Linked DNA regions of Mus musculus: regions 1, 2, 3 and 4 are each linked to region 5. Evidence: chromatin loops called from intact Hi-C (ENCODE). Cell type or tissue: gastrocnemius. All regions are shown on one strand.

Region 1 (5,000 bases), 500 kb before region 5:
TAGGAGACAAGATCCATCCATGCTGGATGTGAATGGCACCATCTCATAGCAGGATGTGATCAAACAGGGACCGAGAGCCCACCAGTCTCCCTTTTGTTGAGTTTCATCTTGTGTATTGTGGAACCAATGTGTTGTAAAGAATGTTTCCCCATTAGTTTCTGATTAGTCCAATAAAAGGCTCCTTTTCTTACAACGATAATCTATACATTATAAAAACAATTATGAAACAATTATGAAAACTATCATGTAAGAATTACATTCACAATGTTCAGTCCATTTGTGTTTGGCAACAATTAGATCTAACTCTATTATCTATCCTGTCTTGGTGAGTCCAGAGTTCCATACTATTATTTTCCATCCTAACTTCTACTACAAACCTAAAAACATCTTAGACCTAAAGTCATCTCCCTGCTGTCCATGATGTGAGTTGTTCCTACCATAGTGAACTGAAATCGTGAGCCAAAATGACTTCTCCTGCCTTAAGTTATTTTCTCATGGGTTTCTCATAGCAACAGGAAGTGTAAGGAGGCTTTTAGATCAAATGGCTTTGTCGCTGGCATTCCTCACATACAGCTTCAGGCCCAGATGACTTTGCTAGTGAGTTCTACTAACCACTAGAGAGAAAATGTGTGTGTGTGTGTGTGTGTGTGTGTGTGTGTGTGTGTGTGTGCATGCGCATGCGTGCACACGCGTAAAAATACTCCCTAACTGATTCTTTAAGGCCAATATTAGTCAGAAAATATAACTCAGAAAATACAAGAAAGGAAAATTACAAATCAAAACCCATTATCATCAATGATGCTGGAATGCTTAAAATCTCAGCAAATGGAATCTAAAATATACAGTTAATTGTATGTCAGTCACTACTACATGGGGCTGCTACTAACTACCCTGGCTGAGAACACCTCTCTGCCTGCGATCATCTCAAGAGTTAAATGATCTCTATGGCACAATCCAGACAAAGAACTATGTCAGACTCCCCTTCTGGCTGGGAGTTTAAAGACGGGGCTTTCCCCAACCTGGTGTTGTTGTTGTTGTTGTTGTTGTTGTTGTCGTCGTCGTCCTTAAAAAGGCTAATAATTGGCTGTAGTTTTTAGATAAAGGTTATAGAAAAAGAACTAAATTCCAGAAGACAAAGCCCAGCAAAATTCATGAGAGCCTGGATAAGAACCTGGCACCCTTCCCAGAAACACAGTGCTCCACCAACTGGGTTATTCCCTCCTCCTTACTTGCAAACTTTGACTTCCTAATCCTAAGCCACCCCCCCCCCTCAAAAAAAATCATCCATAGGCCCTCCTCATCCCCTATTTTCCACCCCAGACCCCATCAGTCAGGAGCAGTCCTCTGGGGCTCTTATTCATACAGCCAGGGCAGAAGCCTTTAAGTCAAGACCAAGCATGACAGCTGCATTAGAAGGAGACTCCAGAAGACAGACTAGCAGCACCCCCAGCTAGCAACAGAAAAGAGAAACATCAGGACTCACATAGCTCACAGTAAAGACGGGAAACCCTTTAAAAAGGACAAGAAAATGAAACAAAAGACAAATCTACAAATCCAGCCACAAACTCAGACTTTAATTCTTCCTTATGGATTTGCTCCCTAAAAGCACAATCCAATGGGACCTTTTGAATTGACACACACACACTTGATCAAAAAAGAGTCAAACTTGGCCACAGTTTGCCCTTTAACTAGGAGAAGAAATTCGAGCTAAAATGTAAGCAGTGCTCCAGTGAATGGACCAGTGACAGAGGAGTTCCCCCACAGTGTGTGTCTCCATCCTGAAATGGTCATGAAGTTCATAAACATGGAAAGATCCCCCTATACCCTTCCTGGCCTGCAGCCCTGTAACAAGACAGATGGCATTATCCCATTTAAACTGAAGTACGCACCAAACACTATCTCCAGATGCTCAGCTTCTATAGCCTTAAACAGCACCAGCCTTGAAACGCTTTTACATTGCCAAACTTGAAATCAACGACTTAAAATGTTTAGAGAATTGTCCCCAAATTGGGGTGCGGGGCGGGGGTGCATTGCAAAATTCTCTTTTCTGGGAGAAAGAAAAAACACTTTATTTAATTAACTGTACACTACTCAGAGAGATAGGGCCTTAGGCCCCAGACATCTGTAGGGCAGTCATTGGGATGCAGTAAAGGCCTCTCCCTTGGGCAAGACACCTCACCCAGAATACACAAGAAACTGAAAGGCCAACCAGTGGCCTGGCTGTGAGACCCAAAGGTGAAGGAGGGAAACATTTAGCAGGCTAGAGAAGCTTTTGGGGGGAGCTGGCTAAGAGCCTGCGTGCCTGCAAGAACCCCTGGGAGGGTCACTTACTTGTCCAATATGAAATCACATTCTAGCTAGCAGGCCAGCAGGCCACCATGCACAGCCGCACCGCACCCAGCAGGGCGGTCCAAACAAGCTGTGACTCCGCCCGCTTCAGTCCAGCCCCTCCAGCAACCCTTGTAAGGAGCAACCTGATTGGTCCTTTGAAACGGGCACCGTGAATGGCCAGTACTTGTGAGCCCTGCTCCTCCCCACTGTACTGTAAGTCTTGGGTTTGCATTTCAAAATCCTTTCGCTGCCTGGATTTTAAAGATGCCCAGGCAACAGAGACGGCTCAATCTAAGCAATCCCCTCTGAGCGCCAGCTAACCTAGCCAACCTACAGTATGTGGTGGATATTTCCTGTTAAATCGCCCTCGGCTGAGCACCAGGATTGCTATGGGCTTCAATTCCTTGAACCCTTTATACCTGGTGCTTTTCAGGAACTCTCACACTTTATGCTGTGGTCGAGGCTTTGAGGTAGAGACGACACCGTAAATCTAAAAGATAGATGACCCCTGCCTTTGAGAAGTTGACATACCAGTAAGCTACATGGACTCTCGGTACCCTCATCGCTAGATACTGAGAGTCCAAAACCGGTTTGGCTTTTTTTTTTTCTTTTTTTTCTTTTTTCTTTTCCTGGGGACTATTCCAAGGTTGCGAAAACCAACCCTTCTCGATAACAGAGACTTCCTTAGTCAGACCTAGTGTGTTTATTATGTTAAGACTAGTATCCACATGACCTGAGAGTAAACGAGTGATCGATCTCTCTCCGTCATCCAGGTAAGAACTCGGTGAGGCTGAGGCCACAGGATTAGTCCTGCACTCTCCTGGAGGTCTTGGTTTGGATTTATTTTCCTCTACACAAGCAGTGTTCAACCTTCTTTGGTGACCTATATCAGATATTTACATTATGATTCATAACAATAGCAAAAGTAGATATGTGAAGTAACAAAAAATATAATTTTATGGTTGGGTCACAACAACCTGAGGAACTATTATAAAGGGTCTCAGCATCCGGACAGTTAAGAACCTAACTGTTAAGATCTACACTATGATTGCATTTCCAGCTATTCAAAAAATTGTCTGCACAGTCTCAGATCTGTTACTTAGTCATGTGGACCAAGCATACAACGGGAATTATAATATTAAGACCTGGTTGTCTTTCTTTCCGGAGCACTATGAAGAACAAATTAAGTACCAGACATGTATATGTTTTGCAAAAGTTTGGATGCTTAATACACATGCTACATTGGCTCAGCTCTTCCTTAATGTATCCCAGAAATGCAACGCGCCTGTTGCCTCACAGTCTATGGCTTGGGTGGGAACCTGAAAGGTCTCCTCGTTGCTAAACATAAACTAGTGTGTTGGCCTTTGTGGATAGCTGTTTCTCGTCTTTGCTGTATTTGAGTTTTTATTTGAGTCCTCTTAAATAGCATATGACCAGTAGCAAAAATAGTGTTGTGGCTGGGCCTCCAGCAGCCATTTTAAACAATAAAAGGACCTTGGGATAAAAGGCACACAGAGGAAAGAAACACGGTGAAAGAAAGTGAGTCCCTAATGCTGTGTACACCAGACCAGGCTGAGTCCAAAAGACCCCACAGCTCAACTAGCACTAGAAATCAGGTGACTGACCTCTACTACAGAACCATCTGAAACTACATCACAGAAATGTTGTGCAAACGGTCGGATGCTTAATACCTATTATGCATTGCCCCAGCTCTTCCTTAACCTATCCCAGAACGGAATGTGTCTGCTGCCTCAGGGACTATGGGAAATGTACATTTTCAGGCTACAATTTATGGAAAGAAATAACAAATCTTGAGTACTTTATAAAATACTAGCTGACACAATGTGGCTGAAAAACAGAAGAGGAAATGGCTCCATGCAGAAGGCAGCAAGCACATGGGATTGCCTTTCTTCATTAACAGTCTGCTCTCTGAAAATCTAACTCACTCCAAGAAACCAGCATCAATCCCATTGGAACCCAGTATTCCCAGTGACATAATTACCTCCCACAAGTCCTCACAACTTACATGTTCTACCACTTGTCAACATCACCACACTGGGGACCAAGCTTCCAGCATATGAATCCTGTGGAGACTAGATCAAAGCATATCTAAATTACAGCAGTAGAGTATACAGATGTATACATATGAAGTCATGCTCACTCTTATACACATGTAGTCACACAGCTGCAAATTAAATCATGATACAAACAGATATACATAGACACACTGATAGAAATCACACAACCACATGTGTAGCCAACCACACTTTGTATGACCATATTTGTATAGTCTTACATTACCACTTCATCCTCATATATCATACATATAATTATATTTAGGCACACAAGCACATAAATTTAAAGATACAGAAAAGCATATGTACACAAATAAACAGATGTATGCATAGGCATACATGAATACATAACATCGTTAATGTAAACAATTCCTCATCTACTTTACATGACAGATTTCTGTTAACAAATGTTCTACAGGGAAAAGAAGAATGTGTTCACTTTTTGCAAATGTTCATTGTTTTCATTCATTAGTCATTGAGTATTTGATGGCAATATATAGATATAAGATAATAAAGAGTACACTCAGAAATGATAGTGGCATCTGAGTGCTAAGGTCTGTCATAAAAATTAATGACATTATTGCATAACATATG
Region 2 (5,000 bases), 150 kb before region 5:
TTCTCCTTCTCCTTCTTCTTCTCCTCCTTCTTCTTCTCTCCTCCTTCTTCTTCTACAACTACTACTTCTCCTCCTTTTTTCTTCTATCACACCTACTTCTCCTGCTTCTCCTCTTCCCCTCTTACCTTTCTCTTCCTCTTTCCTCTTCTCTTCCTCTCCTTGTTCCTCTCCTTTTTCTTCTTCTCCCTCTCATTTTTTTAATTAGAATGAACTACAGGTTCTTAAACCCCTCTCCAAACAAAACTCTCATTTTATCTCACCTGCTCACAGGCCATACAAATTGCATAAATGTAGCCAGAAGTCCTATAAAAAAGTTATCAAAGAGCAGATTCCTTCTAGGAGGAAATAAGAGGAAGTTCGGGAAGGACTGAGTCTGGAGATTATGGTGCAGGCTAGACTTGTTCCCTCTAAGCAGGCTGTATCTGATGACCTCTGATAGATGACTTCCAAGAACAAGGAGGCAAGGACAATACAGGGCAAAGAGGTACATGAGATGGAGAGCTATGCTCAAATATACCTTCATCCTCTACCAGCAGGCTGGAGGCAGACCTTACTTCTCTGTGCCTTATGCCTCTTCTATGGACTGGCTCCTACCTGCCTTGCAGGGCCCATTTAGTTTTGAAAGAATTTCTGCATGAGATGGAGGGGTGTTTCAGTGACTGAACACCAACCTTAGAACTGGAAGATCTCACCTGAGACCCAACCCTGAACCATCTCCATTCTATCCCACCCATGCCTCCACCATGACTTCCCCTTTGCCTAGGTTTGCAGGCACCCATGATGGAGCTGTCACTACTCCAGAATTCTTTCTTGGACTGAAAAAGTTGTCTGAATCTCCAGAGCCTTTTTCCTTTTAGTGCTTTCCAGTGTGGCCACTGAAAACAAGGCTGGGCCCCCACCCCAATGCAGCCTTCCTCAGGAAAGAAGAAAGCTTTCAGCTATCCTGGTGAGGCCCATAGAATTCTTGAGGCTTTAGTTGGGTTTCTACAGAAACCTATTCAAGTATAAAGAAAAGAAGACTGGTGTGTTGTCAGCCCCTCGGCATCCCTTTGGTCCACACCCATGGATTCAACCAACTGTGAGTTGAAATTATTGCTGTATAAGGAAGAAAAAAAAAACCCTTGCATTTGTATGGAATTCATACAAAGTTTTTCTCTTGATTGTTTATTGAACAATAGAGTATAACAAATGTTAACAAAGCATTCAGGTTGTTGTAAGATTATGAGTAACCTGGGGATTGTGTAAGATATAACAGAGGTTGTGCGAGGGGTAATGTAGGCAAATACTTCCCCATTTTGAAAGAAAGTTTAGCATCAGCAGGCTTGGGGGGTTGGGTGGGTGCATATGGGCAACTATGAGTGATTATGTTAGCACACATCAAAGATACCCTTTGGAAGGTCCAGGAAGGCTTCATAGGGGAAGTGAGATTTAAACCAAGTAGGAGCTGTTGAGTGCTTGTGTAGACACCTCTGGGCAGTCATGTCAAAACTGAGATGCAAGCATAGGCCTTCATTGTTACGGCAAGAGGGGACAGGTGACCCAGCAAGGGACTTGTGGCAGTCTACCATCATTCTCAAGCTTTCAGTTCTTTCTTGCTAAAATCTACCCCTGGGCTGTTTCCTCTTCTGCTGGGGCTCGTATCACACAGCACATTTTCCCATTAACCTCATAAAAAAACCGAGTTGCAGCCTCCCTGAGGGCTCAGGTGTAAAACAGCTGAGGGTGGGTGGAAGTTAGGCTCCAGTGGCCCCTCCTTTCTGCACCTCCACTTGCACAGTGTGAGGAGAAACAGCAGTCCTCCTCCCTGGGCTGTTGCCTGGATCGGATGGCATGTGCGTGGAAGATATTTACTTCTGTCCTTGTTGGACAAGGTCGCGTAAATGATCTGATATTAGACCTCCGTCACAGCAGATAATGTCATACTCAGTGCTGCTTGCCAAGGGCTTGCCTCACAAGTGACTTCCAGCAAGTTCTGTGATATGCCAGGCCTCAGGAAGCGTGGCTAAAGTCCCTAAAGAGAGAGAGAGAGCCTTGAGGCCCAAGAACTTGCCCTGCAGGGTAGAAGGAGGGCTTAGAAGAAGCCATATAGTTTCTGTGTGTAGTTTCTGCGACAGGTTTCAAACACACCGGGGATAAGAACTGAATTCACAGCACAGTGCTCTGTAAGGCCTCTACAGCAGAGACAGCAGATTTCTCTATTGGAAGTCTCGGCACAGCTCCTAATGGCACCTCGGCTTCTCCCCTGAGGCTGCGCTCCAGACTAAGAGCCTGTTCTTCTCTGGGGAGATAAAGTAGCGCCTCAAATTTAGAAATCAGCCTTCAACCCTGAAAAGATTTCACTTTATTTCATGCCTTAATCCATCCTTCCATGGTGGAGCCCTGCTTTGTCTACAGTCTACACTCAGAGAGGTTTGGCCTCTGGAAGGCACCAGCATCTCTTGGAAGAACATCCACATGGTGCCTCTGCTGTCTTCTCAGAAGTTCCCAAAGTTGCCAGAGGATGAGAATAATTGCCTGCTCTGTCTATACTTACCTGAATCTGGACCTCTGGGGTGGAGGGGTAGGGGGCAGCAGCGGTGAGTGACTATTCTCTTCCCACTGCCTGTCTCCTGCTAGAGTATCTCTTTGGTCACAATAAAAATTACAAGTAATGACTTAGAGGACTCAGGAACCTAGGGGATGCAGGGCTGGTCCTTCTATGGATGAGAGGAGGCAGAGTGGGCAGAGCAGTGGATCAGATGGGCAGGACCACACAGAAGAACCACAGCAATATCAGGTTTCTTGGAACCCTGAAGGGAGAAGAAAACAGCCATCCCTGAGGTGCGGATCTTCCCAAGAAAGAGAATGCCATTTAAGGAAAAGAGTGATCCAAGCTGAAAGGCAGATTTTGCTTTCCCAGCCAGATCAGAGTTCAAAGGTCCTACGTCCAGCGCATCTGCCAGAATATTCCACATGACCACAGACATTCCTTCCTCTGGTTCTTACACGACAAAGAGCAGAGGGGTTGTTCGACATTTCTGAACCTCACCCATCTTCCCCAGGACCAAGACCTTGGCAGGCCACCACTACAGAGAAAGCAACAGTTCTAATCTGATGGTAAAATATCAGGAGTAATGATTATGCTGAACAGCTGATAAGGGGTTTGCTGAGGACATTTTATGTGCTTGGAAGGAAGAGTCAGTCTGTGTCTGCTTACTGCAAAGGCAATTCGGCTGGGCATGGGGCAAGACTGTCCTCAAAGCCAGGTGCTCACAGATGTGGAATAGACAGGAGTCCTACCCATGTCTTATGCTACCATTGCCTCTTTGGAGTGGTCTTGCAGCATGGCTCAGAACACTCAGTTTTTCAGCTATGTTAATCTTTTGTGGTGTTCTGAGTACATCCTACCTCTTCTCACCTCTGTACCTTTGCAGGGGCTTTTGTCTTAGCCCAGGACATTGCTTTCTCACTAAATGCTCTCCCAACTGAATGAGCTCCACTGTAGTTTTGTATCATCACTTGCTCCTCAAAGCCCCATAGGCAGCTGGAGTCCTAGATAACGGCTTTTTCTAGGAGTGCTTACAGCCCCTCTACAGAGTTCACCATGGGGCTCAGTCTCCATTGTATGGTGTTTGGACTTAGGCTGCTTTCTTTGAAAGACTGGGTAATACCTATCTCATTTACTCTTTATTCCGGGAACACAGCCCACTGCCTAACACCCAATAGGTACCTAGAAAGCATGCAGAGAGGGTTGGTGGTGCTCACATAGACAGCCCCCGTGGCCCACGTAGGAAGAATACGGGAAAAGTCTCTAGTAATGGGGCCAAAGGGCAGCTACCTCCCTGAGGAGAACCTCCCAGTAAAAGAGCTGCAGAACCACGGACCTTGTAGAAGTAGGCTTCCGGTGAGCACGAAAGGAAAGGTGATCTAGGCAGAAGGAACGGCGTATGCAATGGCCCCAAGGGATGAAGACCTTTGTGAGTCACAGAGAATGGAAGACAGGATGTGGGACACAGGTCTTGGAGCAGGGGGACTTGGAAAGGCTCAAGCTCTGGACTATTTTGTCACTTCCTGGTGATGTTCCTGAGTTTCAGTGAAACAGAATAATAGTGGTTCCTCCCTCATAGGAGGATGTGGTAAGATACAACTAAGGAGTTTTTGGCCAACACTGCCCTTGCCAAACGCCAACAAAGGACCAAGTTTTCATTCCATGCTGTCCTTTCTAGCAACAGGGATGAGATTTGCGAGAACTTTCCAGTGCACACCCTCACTGGGGACCCGAGAGAATACCCCAGGAATGGGACAGCACCGAAGAGGCAGACAAGTTGCTCAGGAAGGGTATGATCAGGAGGAAGCAAAGGAAAACTGTTAGCAGGAAGAGAAGCCTGAAGAGGTAAGGCATGGCAAAAGGAGCATGTCTGGGTTGGGGAAGATGGGGGGAGGTGTGGGGGAAGGTGGTGACAAGCATGATTGACAGCAGAGGTACTAGAATTTAAAATTAGACAAAGGGTCCCTAAAATAGCTGGGGCTGGGTGGGCTGGCTGTGTTTTTATCAAGTGGAGGAACTGCTATGGGCTTCACCTTTCTCCATGGTAGAACTGGCTTACCAGCCTTACCTTAGTGGCCTGTGGAGTCACCCAGTAGAATCCTGTCAACTCTCCTGCGTATGGAGGCCATGATCATTGAAGGAGGGACAGATGATTTCCTATGAGGTCTTTCCGTGCAACATGAAGGAAACCAAAAGAAAGTCTGAGTCTACATGTTCCCGGAGTGAACTGTCTAGCCCACCTGCTACCTTCCCACGTCTGACCTGAGAGAGTAAACCACCTTGAGGCCCTCAGCAACCAAAGGCCCTTTTGGTCTAGGGACAGGATACTCAGAAAGGAGCAAGGACAGTTATTCAGGAAGTGAAGTAGACCTAACCCTTGTGTCATGTGTGAGTACTGACCACAAGACTGCCGCTGGGACTTGTAGTGAACAAAGACAGGACCAACTGTCAAGCCTACCATTGCCAGTAGCGA
Region 3 (5,000 bases), 240 kb before region 5:
AGCAGACCTGAGATTTAACTGCATCTTCCTGGATCTCATCTTAATTTGCAGATGCTCTTGGGGAGATGAGAGCCAAGACAGGAGCCCAGCCCTGTCGGCTCCACATACCTTCGATTGACAGTGAAAACATTAATCAGTGAATACACTCTTACGCATAAAACCATGCTGCCTGGGCTCTCAACTTCATTTTCATTACCCTCTCCTCAAATTTGTCTGATACTATAGCTCTACCATAGGGAACAAAATTGCATAGGCTTTTTCTAAATGACTATTAAACCTGAGGTTCCTTTTCCATCAAGACGCACATTGTCAGCTTGACCTGAGATAATCCTAACTCTTCTGAGAGATTTACAGGAAGGCAAATACCTCTCATTCCTCAGGCTTCCGGGACCATGTGATGACCAACTTCAACCAGCTACCAAGAGGCCCCTATCCCCAAAGCGTGCCTTCTTCCTGGTGTGGCCCCAGGTCAAGGCCAATCCATTTTGCAGTGAGGGTAGGAATGTGAGGCTTGTCTCTCCAAGAAGATCCAGATGTTATGTTGATCTTTCATGACTGCTTTTGCTAAACGACATATGGTGGAGTCCTTGAGAGTTGAGTAAAGTTTTGTTAGGAAAGCTAATCACCGATGGCCAGGCCCCCTGTAGGACAAGGGAAATGTAGATGAAAATATAGAAGAATGAGCCATCACAGGAACTGGGGAAGAGAAGGCAGTTTTTAAGCCAGAGAACCTAATAGTCCATGTAGCTTGACCTCTTCATTTTATAGATGAGGCTTCATTCTATAGATGGCTTCCATGAAGTCACTGACAAGATCCCTGTTGGGGATGGATGGAGGATAGTCAACAGGGTACTTTTTTGTTTGTACTTTGTTTGTTTGTTTGTTTGTTTGTTTGTTTGTTTTTGAGACAGGGATTCTCTGTATAACCCCGGCTGGAACTCTGGAACCCTGGAACTCACTCTGTAGACCATGCTGACCTCAAACTCAGAAATCCACCTGCCTCTGCCTCCCATGTACTGGGATTAAAGGCGTGCACCACCACGCCTGGCTTAACAGAATACTTTCATGATGCAGCAAGTTATCCCTCTCTCGATTTATGCCTGCAGATCTTTGTTTAGCTTTGTAGATCTTGTTCATCTAGTCTTGGTCTTGAAAACTGTACCACTTAAGCTTGAAGAAATTCACTACACTCAAATGCCCACAGACATTGATCTATTCTAAATTCTCTGCTTCCCATGCAATATCACATGTCAAAATTTTACAACCCAAGGTGATAATATTAGAAAGTGATGGGGCATTGAGATCCAATTAGGATGGAGCCTTTGTGAGCAGGATTAGTGCCTGTGTCCATATATGATGCTGTAAAATGTATTACAGACCAGACTATCTATAAGTAATAGAAATTTATTTCTCCCAATTCTGGAAGCTAGAATGTCCACAATCAAGCTGATGTGGAGTATGGTGAAAACCGATCTTGACTTTTAAGATGGTCCCTTGCTCCATCCTCTTGAAAGGATGGATACTACGTCTTCACATGGCAGAAAGGACGAAAGTGGGCTAAGTGCCCACTGGAGCTTCATTCTAGAGGGTCAGAATCCCCTTTATAAGGAAGGAGCACTGCTGACCGAGTGACTTCCCAAAGGCCATACCTGGTAATATTCCTGTATCAGAAACCAAATACCAACATGAAACACAAAGAGTTGAACCACAGCAAGTGCTCTTCTTTTAGCAAGTGCCAGACCACTTCTTTACCACTCCCGTGAGTGGGGAAAAGGCCAGAAGCCTTCATATTTGAAGAACTAGGCCACTGACAAGCACTGAATCTTCAACACCTTGACCTTAGGCTTCCCATTTTCCTAAACTTTAAGAGACAGTTGCTACGGTTTATCAGTCCCCAAGTTTGTGGCACTTTGTTCTAAGTTCAGGTAGATATTCCATCCATGAAAGGTGCTGAATTTCCTACGGGGGGGGGGTGGGGGGTGGGGGGTGTCATACCTTAAATAGGACAAAGAAGAACCCCTGTCTATAAGCAATCAAAGGGAAGTCCGCCATCTAGTGACAGTAACTGTGGGTAACTATCCCACTGGGTAAACAGACTCTCGAGAATTCAAATCAACAGTGAGGGATAGTGTTTAAGTACAGCACAGAAGCAATTTTTTTTTTTTTGAGACAAGATTTCACTATTTAGACCAGGCTGGTCTAGAACTCAGAGATTCCCTGCCTTTGCTTCCCAAATGCTGGTATTAAAGATGTGTGCCAATATACCAGGCCAAGCCCAGAAGTTTGAATCATCAAAAAGGAAAGTAGAATTTAGTAATTAATTAAGTAACATTACTACTCTTTAATTTTTCTTTCCACTGGGTCTAACCTTTCCTGTTATGGAGAGAAAGAGATGCAGTCCCTCCCTACTTTTCAGTATAAATAATTGGAGCAATTTTTATACCATGCACTGGTTAAATTCCTGACCATTACTACAGGGTCACCTGCCTTCTCACTTCTTCATTTAACAATGATAGAAAACTCCATTTATTCTAGGCACAAAGATGGTTAACGCTTAGTCTCTGGAGTCTCTGGCACATATATCTTAGCAGGGGAAGTGGAGAAAAATAAAACAAAACACAAACCAACAAAACCACAATTACAACCAGATACTGATCATGATGAGGAGAGCGACAGGTAGTATTGGGGCAGCACACACATACACAGTCCATCTGGGGAAATGCATCTGAGATCAGAGAAGGTGAGCTGGGGGAAGAGTCTGGAATGAGGAGCATTTCAGCAAAGGACGAGCAAAATCAGGCGTGCCAGGTTTCATCAAGGGGAATGAGCCAAGGACCAGTATGAGAATGTGGGAAAACTGCAGTTTGACAGTCATAGGATTAAGTCACCAGGGCACACCAAGAAGGAGGCTGAACCTCATCAACCAAAGTAAAAAACTTCAGGTTTCATATTGTGGCCAAGTCTATTGGCAGTAAAGGCTAAAAACTCTGTCCCAAGACAGAGCCTGTTCTCCAGAATTCCAAATTTGAATGCTGTAAGTCAGCCAAACTCCAGTTCATCAAGGTCCCTGCCACACCTGCTTGCCCATGCCCTCACATGGAATGTCTGTCTGTCTGTCCCTGCCAGGTGCAGTCCTTGCTCCCTTGAGTGTAAAGTCAGTTTTCCACGAGGAAAGGAGAAGGGCATGATCAGACTCTTGCCTTACACCGGTTCTCTCAGGGAGATTTGGAAAGGTCCCCTGGGGGCAGAGAAATCCCTTAGAATGGCACTGCAAAGGTCCAGACAAAAGCTATTAAACACCTATAGCTGTGTCCTGGAGGCATAGTGCCACAGAGGAATGGCAACAACTGTGGAGCTTTTGATTATCACTCCCTCCATCATTCTTCGAAGGCATAAAGAGGCTCAATAATCTCAATGAAGTGTTGACCTGGACTTCTGACTCCAGGATACGAGACTGTACATTTCATCCATCACAGCCCAGGAGCCATTAATGTGGTGTGATGAAATGTGACTCAGCTGAAGTTTAGTACAGACTTTGGGATCCACATGCCTGAGGAAAACAGACCTGAGGGAAAAACCACTGAAGAGGACACTGATCCTGTGTGCTTGTAGCTTGTTGATTTCAAGAAGGGCCTGAGCCTATCTGGGCTGCAATAACAGTATACAGTACACTGGGTGGCTCATAAAACAAAAAAACAACAAAAGAAATGCCTATTCCTCACAGATCTGGAGAAGTCTCTGGCAAGATTCAATCTCTTATAAGGACATGTTACCACTGTGCCCACATGGTAAGAAGGCATGATTAGTCCATTTGTGTTTCTTTAATAATGGCACATATCCTATTTAGGAGGCCTCTACCATGATCTAGTCACCTCATAAAAGCCTACGCTCTAATATCATCACATACAGAATTAAAATGTCAACATATGGATTGGGGGGTGGGGCACAAACATTCAAACCACAGAATCTGGCAAAAAAAAAAAATCTTTTCATTTTCCCCTCAGAAAATAAAGAGAAAAAAATCTAAATGTGTTTATATAGTAAAACGTAAACACTAAGGCAGGGTTTGGTTGCGTGATTTGCTTACATAATCAATGTTTTAGAACAGAGTCGTCAGAGGATCCTTCCTAGAAGGACACTAGCGGCCTAGACTGAGACCTTCCATCTCTCCACAAACACTAAGGAAAATTTAGAAACAACCTTGTGCCCTGAGTAGCACCTCCAGAAACTGAACTGCTTCCCCTAAGACATAAAGTGCAGTTCACCAGCAGACAGCATGGACATTGTCAGAAACAAACAAGGAATGATCTAAGTATTGCACAAAGGAACACGCAAAGGGAATGAAGCATAGGAGGAATTTTTTTATTAAAAAAAAAAAGTCTAGAAAGCATAACTGATAACATGACTTCTGTTCTTTATCTCTCACATAGGTGACCACATCTCACTCCATTGGTGAGAGCTTGACTTCACAATCTGATGCACTTGGCTAATTATCACAAAGGAGAAGAGGAAAGGTCAGGAAATACGATTCCTTGCTGACTTAACTGCCCTTAATTTCTTTTTTAAAAGGTTTCTTTCAATATATCACTTGGGAACTTGAAATGCTGGATTCTCTGGCCCCTCCTTACATTGCTTGAATTAGAAGTTCAGAGGTTTAGGTCTAGTGGTCACCTTCCACAAGCAAGATTCTGATGCACTAAGGACTTGAAGCCATTGCCCTTAAAGATAGCAGCACACAACTAATGTTGTATTGAATTCATCAATGAATTTCTGCTGAGTTGTGTATTTCATCCAAGTGGGGAAAGTTCTACAAACTCCTACAAAGCCCAAGATGTTATTGGTCAGGGTGGAAACGGGCAAACAGCCCCCTGGGAGGTTAGGATTCAAGTCTCACATTAATTTTGAAATCTTTATTTCTTGCTCTGACTTTGGCTGTGATGATGGCTCCATTAGGAAACCTCTCCTCTCCATCCTAGGTTTGTGTCACATGTTCTAGCTCA
Region 4 (5,000 bases), 230 kb before region 5:
TAAAGAAATACTACAATCACATAAATCGCTGTCATTGGATTTGACCATGAGGCTCCACAGAATCCAGCAGACAGTCTATAGATAGAAGTCCAGAGGCCTCCCCAGCCATAGTTTGTGTGTCTCCAATTTGAGCATTTAAAATCATTTGATTTTGGGGGCCTCAAGAGATGGCTCAGTGAATAAGATTACTTGTTCTCCTAGAGAACTGTTAAATTCCCAGCACTCGGATGGTGGCTCATAACTGTCTATAACTCCAGTTCCAGGGCATCCAATGTCCTCTTATGGCCTCTACATGTTCCAGGTGTGAATGGAATGCTCAGATATGTAGACAACATATCCATAAATGTAAAAAAAAATCTAAAATGTGATAATAATAAATAAAATGATTTTATTCTCTAAACCTTTGTAAATGTTTTATAGTTTGATTTTAACATTTTAAAATATTATAAAAAAATGACTCTTACAAGCCACCACTGTTCATTCTGCTAACTTCCTGGTCCCAGAAGTGCTTAAAGTGAACCTTTTTAATTTTACTGGTTGCTGAATTTAAGAGACAAATCATGACCACAAAAAAGTCACAGAGAAAGGGCATTTTCTACATTTCATCTCTCTTAGGAGGAATTAGAAAAATAATATATTCCAGTATATGTGTATAGGTTTGATGTCCTGTAGAAATACACACACAAAACAGTATATATGTATGTATATATGTATATGGCCATATATATATATGGCATGACCAAGTGATAAACTGAAACCTTCCATACTTTAGCATCTGCTGCTACCTTTGCAGCATTGTTTTGTGCATGAACCCTCAACTTAAGACTAGCTATTTTTTCTATGTTATCTTCTCTTATCTCAGACTTCTTTGGCCCTATCCATACCATCCATACTCTAGTATCGTCTCCTTCACATGTATTCACCCACTGCTCTCTTATTCATTCACTCTTTCCTTAATATCTATATCCATCTATCCAAATTCCTGTCTGTATCCAAAATTGGCAAGTAGCATTCGTTTTCTGTAATCTGGAGTACAAGTTCCCCCACCTCCACCCCAGAAGTCTTGGGCACTCCAGTAGCCAAAGATCCAGCAAAGGTGATATAAGACTGTATTGGGAAATAAGACTGTACTTAACAAGATCCATTTCAGAACTGGTTGTTTGGCGTCCATAGCCAACAGGTGCCTCCTGTGATTGACACAAAGCCGATGACCAATGTGAGCCTCTCTTGCGCTGTGGCACTAGTGGTACAGTGAGCTTGGCCCACTGCCTTGTGTTATACACTCCGAAGGAGAGCAAAGAAGGACACATGGAGGCAAAAGCAGGAAAAGCTCTGGCCACAAGAGGTGCACAGGCTGAGGACTGTTCATTTCTTGGTCGAGGGAGTCGTCTAAGCTCAAGGGCTATTCTGAAAAATATATTGAAAAAACATTTTTTCACACAATATATTTGGATCATGCTTTTCCCTATCTCCCCCAACTTCTCTCTTCTCTCTTCTCTCTTCTCTCTTCTCTCTCTCTCTCTCTCTCTCTCTCTCTCTCTCTCTCTCTCTCTCTCTCTCTTGCTCTCACTCTTGCCCTCGCTCTCTCTCTGTCAAAAAAATGCTGCTCCCAAATGGAAATCATAACTTACAACCAAAAGATCAATATGACAAAAATTTCCCAAACAAAGAAACATGAAACAAAAAAAAGTCTTCAAAACTACCATTAATTTAATTTTGTGTGAGCCATCTAGTGCTTGGCATGGGGCCAAGGCATGTGTCATTAATGTTACAAGTGAAGCGCCATTGGACAAAACTTACCCTGTGTCCATGGGTATCACTTGCCAATAGCTTCTTGGTTAGGGGTGGGGGCTCATGTCCACTTCTCTCCCAGTGCTGGGGCCCCCTCTAGCAGTCTCAATAGTTTAAAGAGTCAACAAGATAATTACATAAGAAAACAGAAGGAAGAGCATCCAAACTAAGTTACTGGAAGAAATTGTAATGAAAAGACCACATGCCTAGGTGCAAAGGGAACCCTGGAGCTTCCACCAGCAGAAATCCATTACATATCTCTGTCTTCACAAGGGAAGAGAGGGAACCGCTCCATAACTCAGAGATAGTATTTGTAAGGAAGGGTCAACTGATCATAGGTTGCCCTGCTAGAGTGCTCTTTTGCATTATACCCCTACATCTCCTCCTGCTGCTGGCCTTAGGCTAAGCTCCTGGAAGTTGAAAGGGAAGTGCTTTTGCTCATTGCCATTCCCCCTGCAGGACATCTGTCTGGGTACAGGTGAATACAGAGGCCTGGGTGTAACCTGGACTGGCATGGAAGGTTATCAACACAATAGTTATGACTTAATTGATAACAATTGTACCAGTAGGCATGACTGTAAGAGATAAGTGTCACGGTACTTGGTATATACCGGCTTCAAAAACACTTGCAGGATCACAGATATGAAACACTATCAGTAAGTAAGAGTATAAACTCAATCAGATGTTTACAAATGCAGCATTTATTTGTTCACCTCACCCCAAATGGTAACTGCTGATTTAGATCTTAAATCAGTAGTAAAACAGGGAAGTGACTGAAGTGTGGGCTGGGACAACAGCCATGTATTATCATCAAGGTCAAGCAAACACCTTCCACTTAAAAGATGTTAAAGTATAACCCAGGAGAAGAGAGAGAGAAACAAGGGAGGAAAGGGGGGTTGGGAAGCCAATGGCACATAGAATAGAGGCCAAATGTCTAATTATAGCTGACAAGGCCCTCATGATCTGGGCCTCTTTCCCTATGCCCCCCATGGGGCACTGTGTCCCAGCCAAAGTCAACTTTGTTTAGTTCTCGAAATAGCCCTCAGGTCCTTGCCCCAGCTGCTGCTTCGGCCTGGAACACTCTACCCCATTTTCTATTTACCCATCTCAACTCCTGCTTATCTAACAGGCAGGTCTTGGTGAGGGCCTTTCTTTTGGTGTTCCATCTCTCCCTCTCTCTAACAGGTATTCCTTTGGAGGTCTGGCATAGCAGACTCTGTGAGAGCCGACACCACGCCTGTGGACTTCTGTGAAGAAACTGTTCCTCCACATCTTCGTGTAGGCTGTTTTTTCCAGTGTGTTGGCATGACATCCTCGGTTTATCTGATAGCTACCTTCTTACTCTGTACCCTGGCACCCAGGATATGTATCTGCCTGTTATATCATAGGCTTTGCAAGACAAAAGTATGTCTGTCTGTGTGGGTACAGATTCCCATGCTGCAATAACAAATTACCATTACTCCCAGGTTTAAAGTGACACAAGTTTACCATCTTGTGGTTATGTAGGTATATGTTTAACAGAAGTTCGCTGGGCTAAAATTAAGGTATGTGGGAGGCTCTTGGGAAAAAACTATTTGCTTGCCTTTTCACCTATAAGTTGTTACCCATAGCCTGTAGCTAACAGCCTCTTCCTTCATCTGCAAAGCCATCCAAGGCTGGTAGCAGTTGCCAGTTCACGTCACTCTGATGCTGATTTTTGTCTGTATCTTACATCTTTTAAAGATTCTGATTATATTTTCACACCTAGATAAGCCAGGTCAATAACAATAATTTTAACTCTAGCTATCACCTTAATTCCCTTTTGCTGAGAGGTTTCAAGGATTAGAACGGGGTATCTCCGGAGCCCTGTCATTCTCCCTTCCATACTGTGGATGGCCAAGTGCAGAGCATATAGGAAAGATACAATGACTTGAGTTTGTGGTTGGGAATGTGAGTGTGGGGGGCAGACAGAATTTCTAGGTATACGCTGGTGTGTAACACATAAAAATGCCAGGTAAGTGGGTGCTTCAGTGTGTGACTGTGTGTGTGACTGTGTGTGTGTGTGTGTGTGTGTGTGTATTTTGGAGTTGCATATTAGCTGATCTCATTGGTGAAATGCAGATGTATACGATGTATGTTTGGAGCTTAGAAACCACCAGAAAGGGGAATATAAACATGAAATAGGTAAGAGTTTATTTTCCTCAAAACACCGTGAAGTATTTAGTTTCTTTCCCCTGGGGACACTCTCAGGACCTGCATTTCTGTACTCTATATTCCCATGTGCCTATGGCCACACTGAAAGTGGAAACCCTGTCTTGCCTGGACCAGGTAGCTCTGAGAATGGCTTGCATACATCAGCGTACTGCTCAGACGCTAGTACCACCAGCATTGAGAATTCAATCACAGTACAGTTTCCTGTTCTAACTGTGAGAGCAAAGCTCCTGACATGGAATCCTTCTCAAATCCCTAGCCCACTTCTTACCTAATGTCACAGATCTAAGACAGAAGAGCTCCTAAGTCATAGCTAGCCTGCCCCCTTCTTCTCACAGATGAGACATTGCCTAGCAAGTGGCAGATCTGTACAGGCTACGTGACTGTCAGACCAGAATGTGACCAGGGTCCCCTAGTGCATGCGATTCAGACCTGTATAAGGTATCAGGTTACTCTTTGAGAACAGGGATTTTGTATCACGTGCTCTATAGCATCAGATTTCTTCAGGACTCTCTGGTCCCAAGTTCAGGTGCTTCTGAAAGATAAAATCCAGGATGACATTTCTGAACAGACTACTTCTGAGAGGAGTTTCTATTGAGGAATACCATCCCACTTCCCACACAGGAAGCCAGATAGGACAGCCTGAGACTCTTAAGGTATCTATATCTTCTCCCCCTTTTCTCTTGAATGTTAGCCTAATGCTCAGACCTGAACTAGAGATACTATCTTCCCAAGCAAGTGACGCTTAATGACTTGTGTTTGTGTGACGATACTCAGGGTTCTTCCAAATGTAGTTACCATGCTAGATGCCAGATAACACTGCCAAGAGATACACAGAGGTCCTTGTCTTCAGAGGATCTAAGCGTCTAGTTTCTCCCTAGGCTCTGACAGTCTAAGCTGTTTCTAAGAGAAAAAAAAAAGGGGGGGGAAGGGAAGAAAGGTAAGGAGGGAGGGAGGGACAAAAGAAGGGACGGAGAGAGGAGGGGCTTCGGGACTACAGTAAGAATATGAGTATACAA
Region 5 (5,000 bases):
GAACCTAATGAGAAAAAGCAAGAGATTGTAACATCAGGCCAGGAACATTTCAAGGTGGCCACTGAAATGAGCTCAAGGTAGATGTGGCAAAATTATAAATGGGAACAAACGGGAATAGAAAAATCCAAAAATTGGAGGGGGATAGCAGGTTGAATAGGAACAACACGAAGAGGAGAGGAGAAGAGAGGGGAGGGGAGGGGAGGAGAGGAGAAGGGAGGAGAGGAGAGGGGAGGGGAGGGGAGGGGAGCGGAGGAGAGGGGAGAGGAGGGGGGAGGAGGGGGGAGGAGGGGAGAGGGGAAAGGAAGGGAGAGGGGAGAGAAAAGAGAAGAAGGGCCTGGAGAAGACAGACTTGAAGCAAGGTTCAGTTCAGGGGCTAAGGACCTACCATTAAAATCTCAAGATACACAGAATAGATACAGATGGTGAGCACTGTAATCCCCGTACATCGGAGGTTGGGGCAGGTTCAAGGCCAGCCTGGGCTGTTTAACAAGACCCTGTCTTAAGTCAACCAAACCTAACACTTAGGACACATTATGACAGTGCCTAGTCCATTCATTCAGCTCTAGAGAGGAAATGAATGGGACAAGTTTGTGCCTTACCAGCCTAAAATACCCAAAAATAAACAGGATGAGATGAGCAAAATATGAGGCAGAAGAGTAAGAAAGCAAAGAAACAGGGCAAACCGTTGGGATGGGGCCAGACAGAACAGATGCTGTGGCTACTGGTACTTGGTATTCCTGGTATCCAACAGGAAACTACACTGTGTGGGGATTACAATCAACCTGCAGTACAAAAGGCCATCTTCAAGACTTGCACAATAGACATCCTACACTTATTAAAGCCCAAACAAGGCTTTTGGTAAGTCTTTGGAAGACTGAGGCAAACCCACAGGGGCACAGAAAACAAACACCAAGCAGAACCAGGCTTTACTTGCAGAAGTGGACTGGCTGGGGAGAGGTCCTGAAAATACTCAAGTTCTATCATTTACTGGGATCTCTGTTCCTTCCCTCGCCAAGCAAACCTCTGTCTCCGCCCTATTATACATGTTGAATGGGGTGCAGGGTAGCTCTACCTCAGAGGAAGGCACACATTTGGACCTGATGTGGTCTCTATTCACTACCTCTCAAAGCCTGGATGTAAACTTTATGCTGTAACTGAAGGGTGTTTTCAGCTGATTCCTCTTTAGAAGGAAAGAATGCAGGAAGGACCCCTTTCAGACCCTCACTCTCAGGCATGGCCAAGTGACTGGCTTTTGACAGTGGCATGAGAAACGATGGGTGCCACTTCTAGGTCAATACTCTAAGAGCCAGTGTTTTGCTAAGTTCCCCCTTTAGTCAAAGCCGACAGGGCTCCCTGCATAGCCACAGTGGGCAAGTAATTGGAGGAAGCAAGAAACAAACATTCATCAGCCTTTGGGATGTTGGGTTCTTCTTTAGGGTGGCATACCCCAGCCCTTCCCAACTGAGCTTCCAGCACGATATGGCTAAAAAGAGCAGAAGCTGGGTTGTGGAGAAAAAAAAAAAAAACAAAAAACAAAAAAAAAAAAAAAAACCTTCTCCCAGGCAAAGAGGAAGTTTATGATCCAAGCAGCAGCATTAACAAGAGCAGGGATCTGTTTCGCCTTGGATGAAACTGCTATTTCTTTACCTAAGTAGGAAATCAGCCTCTTAAGCCACAGGAGGCAGAAGATGCACAGAACCCTTGGGCAAAAGATACATAATTACACGAGGGCCTAGATCTGGGAGTTTCTAAATACAGGAACAACAAAACAAAGTCTATGCCATCAGCACCAATTTCCGAGCAAATAACTAAGACTTTAAGGGAAAGTTTGCCAGAGTAGAAAAAAATACAAAGGGATGTAACACAGACCTGAGATCACTTTCCAGCTGTCTGTATACCCTGAGCAAGACGCATGGACTTTCTGGGATAGTTTCCTCCCATGTAAAGTCTAGGTAAAAATGTATGCTTCTTAAGATAACTGTGAGAAGAAAACAGCATACTTAAACTGCTTGGAGTAACTGGCAGATAGGTGGTGTTTAGTGGACGAAACTTATTTTATTACTGTTATCATAAATCATGTTAAGTATGAGCTCCTTGGCAAAAAAAAAAAAAAAAAAAAAAAAAAAAAAAATAGGGCTGCGGACAGAGGAACTCGGTTTCCATTTGGGGGAAGTAAATGGCTCTAGACTTCACAGAAACCCTGCTCTACCCTGCCCCCACCAAGGTCAGCGCTTGACTGGTAGCAGCCAGTTACCCTCTGCAGCCGGCAGTGAAAAAGAGCTGGCGGGTTTCCCACCGATACCAGCTGCTATTGGGTTCTGAATACTCAAAAGGCAAAATATCTTAAGGCTTCAGGGTACAAACCCTGAGCTGAGTTCTGAGGCAGCAAAGTCCAAATTAGAACCTTTCTAGGTCCAACTTCAAACTTCAAGTCCTAGGCTGAAGGGAGGCTTAAGGGAAGAGTTGGCTCCCGGTCCTTTTTCTATCTTGCTTACGGGCTCCTGCCAAATCTCAACCCAGGATCCTCCAAATCACCCCACCCCCACCCCACCGACGGCCCAGGGTAACTCCGAAGCTGGTAGGGAAGGGGGCTATTCTCAGAGTCAAAACTAATGCCTGGCAGCCCGGTGTAGTGGACCTCATTCGCTCTACTTCTAGATGAGACCAATAAAGCTCAGAGAAGTTCTGAGATTTGCCCTTATGCCCTGGGAGAACCAAGCTTGCCACCTCTTTAGTCCTGAGGGGTGGAGGGTGGAGGGCTGATAGCAGAACCTTAGAAAAGAAATAACTTACATGTGTCTAGCGCTTCCTAGAGGCCGCACAGGATATGACTCCACCAGTGAGCGGGGAGGGGAGTTTTCAGCCTGTTTCTACCAGGGACTCCTGCTTAAGCACCGTGACTTGGGGCGAGTCCGCAGCTCTCAAGGCTTGTTTTCCCAGAAGCAAATCAGGGAGGGAGGAAGGGCGGGCGCAGACTGAGTGTGCGCGGGACCGTGTGTATGTGCTAGCGCAGGCGATCGCCGAGGTTTCCTGAGTTTCGAACCTTTATATGTTGCTTTCGACACCCCATGGGCGCTGGGCTAGCATCTTTCACACCTAGAGGAGGGGTCCCTCGGAGGCAAAGCGAACACCCCTCCCCCGGCACGTCCAGAGAATAAAGTGTTGTGCCGGGGACCCTGATGAGTCGGTTCCGAACACCGCAAATCTCTGGTTTCCAGGTACAGCACACTGCGGCGCAGATCCTTCTCCGAAACTAAACTTCCAAGCATACTCATCTTGGAGGGCTACTCTCAAACCCGCTCAACTTCAACGCACTTACGTGCTCCCACACCCAGGGCGCACACAACCCTTTTAACCCGCATCGCTCTGTCCCCCGGAAGTGCGGGGGTGCGGAGCCAGCTTCAGTCACTCAGATCATTCAGCCCTTTCTCGGGCGTGCGTGCGTGTGTGTGTGTGTGTGTGTGCCCGCGCGCGGGCGCGCGCCTGTGTGCAACCTTCACTCCCACCCAAGCTCTCCGCCCCCGGCCACTAGCGCGCCTCCCCTGCTTTCTGGATCCCCGCGTCTCGGTCCCAGTCCCCAGCCCTGAACTTGAGCCCGCCTCCGACAGACTCCGCAAGGGTCCTGCCGACCGGCAGCCTCCGTCACTAGACAGCCAAACCAAGACGTCAGCCCACAATGCACCGGGCGGGCCGGGAAAGACGCGCCGGGGAGGGAACCCGGGAACACAAGCCGAAGCTGAGCGCGGGAGGGGGGGGGGGGAGGAGGAGAAAGAAGGGCCCAACTGTAGGAGCGCAGCGGAGCATTACCTCATCCCGTGAGCCTTCGCGGGCCCAGAGAAGAATCTTCTAGGGTGAGGTCTCCATGGCGACGGGTGGGCCCGCCCCCCTGAGAACGACGCAAGCCAATGGGAAAGCCTCGGGGTGACATCATGGGCTATTTTTAGGGATTGACTGGTAGCAGATAAGTGTTGAGCTCAGGCTGGATAAGGACTCAGAGTTGCACTGAGTGTGGCAGAGACAGCCTGGCAGGAGAGCGCTCAGGCAGACAGACAGACAGACGGACGGACTTGGCCAACCCGGTCGGCCGCGGACTCCGGACTGTTCATCCGTTTGTCTTCATTTTCTCACCAACTGCTTGGATCCAGCGCCCGCGGCTCCTGCACCGGTATTTTGGGGAGCATTTGGAGAGTCCCTTCTCCCGCCTTCCACGGAGAAGAAGCTCACAAGTCCGGGCGCTGCTGACAGCATCGAGAGCGGCTCCCGACCGCGCGAGGAAATAGGCGAGCGGCTACCGGCCAGCAACTTTCCTGACCCAGAGGACCGGTAACAAGTGGCCGGGAGCGAACTTTTGCAAATCTCTTCTGCGCCTTAAGGCTGCCACCGAGACTGTAAAGAAAAGGGAGAAGAGGAACCTATACTCATACCAGTTCGCACAGGCGGCTGAAGTTGGGCGAGCGCTAGCCGCGGCTGCCTAGCGTCCCCCTCCCCCTCACAGCGGAGGAGGGGACAGTTGTCGGAGGCCGGGCGGCAGAGCCCGATCGCGGGCTTCCACCGAGAATTCCGTGACGACTGGTCAGCACCGCCGGAGAGCCGCTGTTGCTGGGACTGGTCTGCGGGCTCCAAGGAACCGCTGCTCCCCGAGAGCGCTCCGTGAGTGACCGCGACTTTTCAAAGCTCGGCATCGCGCGGGAGCCTACCAACGTGAGTGCTAGCGGAGTCTTAACCCTGCGCTCCCTGGAGCGAACTGGGGAGGAGGGCTCAGGGGGAAGCACTGCCGTCTGGAGCGCACGCTCCTAAACAAACTTTGTTACAGAAGCGGGGACGCGCGGGTATCCCCCCGCTTCCCGGCGCGCTGTTGCGGCCCCGAAACTTCTGCGCACAGCCCAGGCTAACCCCGCGTGAAGTGACGGACCGTTCTATGACTGCAAAGATGGAAACGACCTTCTACGACGATGCCCTCAACGCCTCGTTCCTCCAGTCCGAGAGCGGTGCCTACGGCT

What was found. Hi-C counts contacts between places; a loop is a spot of excess contacts. Peaks named below come from ENCODE experiments on the same cell type or tissue, not always from the same donor. Only the 100,000 strongest peaks of a DNase experiment are listed, where the experiment ranks them.
Region 1: a loop joins it to region 5, with 7 times the contacts of the local background. A loop is called at or near these places in 19 of 42 quality-filtered maps.
Region 2: a loop joins it to region 5, with 6 times the contacts of the local background. A loop is called at or near these places in 2 of 42 quality-filtered maps.
Region 3: it touches region 5 in a loop (2.8-fold over the local background); 16 of 42 quality-filtered maps call a loop at or near these places.
Region 4: it touches region 5 in a loop (6-fold over the local background); 14 of 42 quality-filtered maps call a loop at or near these places.

What each region holds. Positions count from the first base shown.
Region 1 is chr4:95,554,923-95,559,922 of GRCm38, reverse strand. Fggy (FGGY carbohydrate kinase domain containing) reads right to left here and starts at 2,416. Exons shown (of 16, transcript NM_001113412.1): 1 at 2,332-2,416. It overlaps Gm40206 (a long non-coding RNA gene), which reads left to right and starts at 2,557. Exons shown (of 2, transcript XR_867942.1): 1 at 2,557-3,104. In gastrocnemius, a CTCF peak has its summit at 2,378; DNase peaks (open chromatin) are centred at 1,217 and 2,459; H3K4me3 peaks cover 1,886 bases; H3K27ac peaks cover 2,684 bases.
Region 2 is chr4:95,205,883-95,210,882 of GRCm38, reverse strand. Gm12708 (predicted gene 12708) reads right to left here. Exons shown (of 4, transcript NR_166673.1): 2 at 4,596-4,693; 3 at 2,534-2,789; 4 at 1,149-2,011. It overlaps Gm32240 (a long non-coding RNA gene), which reads left to right and starts at 2,937. Exons shown (of 3, transcript XR_376399.3): 1 at 2,937-3,096; 2 at 4,206-4,372. In gastrocnemius, no CTCF peak of the experiment used is centred here; no DNase peak of the experiment used is centred here; H3K27ac peaks cover 2,358 bases.
Region 3 is chr4:95,291,374-95,296,373 of GRCm38, reverse strand. No RefSeq gene overlaps it. Among named protein-coding and RNA genes, the nearest start is that of Gm32240, 86 kb to the right of the region's middle. In gastrocnemius, a CTCF peak has its summit at 2,061 (motif pointing left); no DNase peak of the experiment used is centred here.
Region 4 is chr4:95,281,684-95,286,683 of GRCm38, reverse strand. No RefSeq gene overlaps it. Among named protein-coding and RNA genes, the nearest start is that of Gm32240, 76 kb to the right of the region's middle. In gastrocnemius, no CTCF peak of the experiment used is centred here; DNase peaks (open chromatin) are centred at 1,764 and 2,780; H3K27ac peaks cover 3,457 bases.
Region 5 is chr4:95,051,190-95,056,189 of GRCm38, reverse strand. Jun (jun proto-oncogene) reads left to right here and starts at 3,968. Exons shown (of 1, transcript NM_010591.2): 1 at 3,968-5,000. The coding sequence starts at 4,919. Junos (a long non-coding RNA gene) reads right to left here and starts at 3,873. Exons shown (of 5, transcript XR_867920.3): 1 at 3,808-3,873. In gastrocnemius, a CTCF peak has its summit at 2,822; DNase peaks (open chromatin) are centred at 2,262, 2,871, 3,778, 4,487 and 1 more place; H3K4me3 peaks cover 3,693 bases; H3K27ac peaks cover 4,207 bases.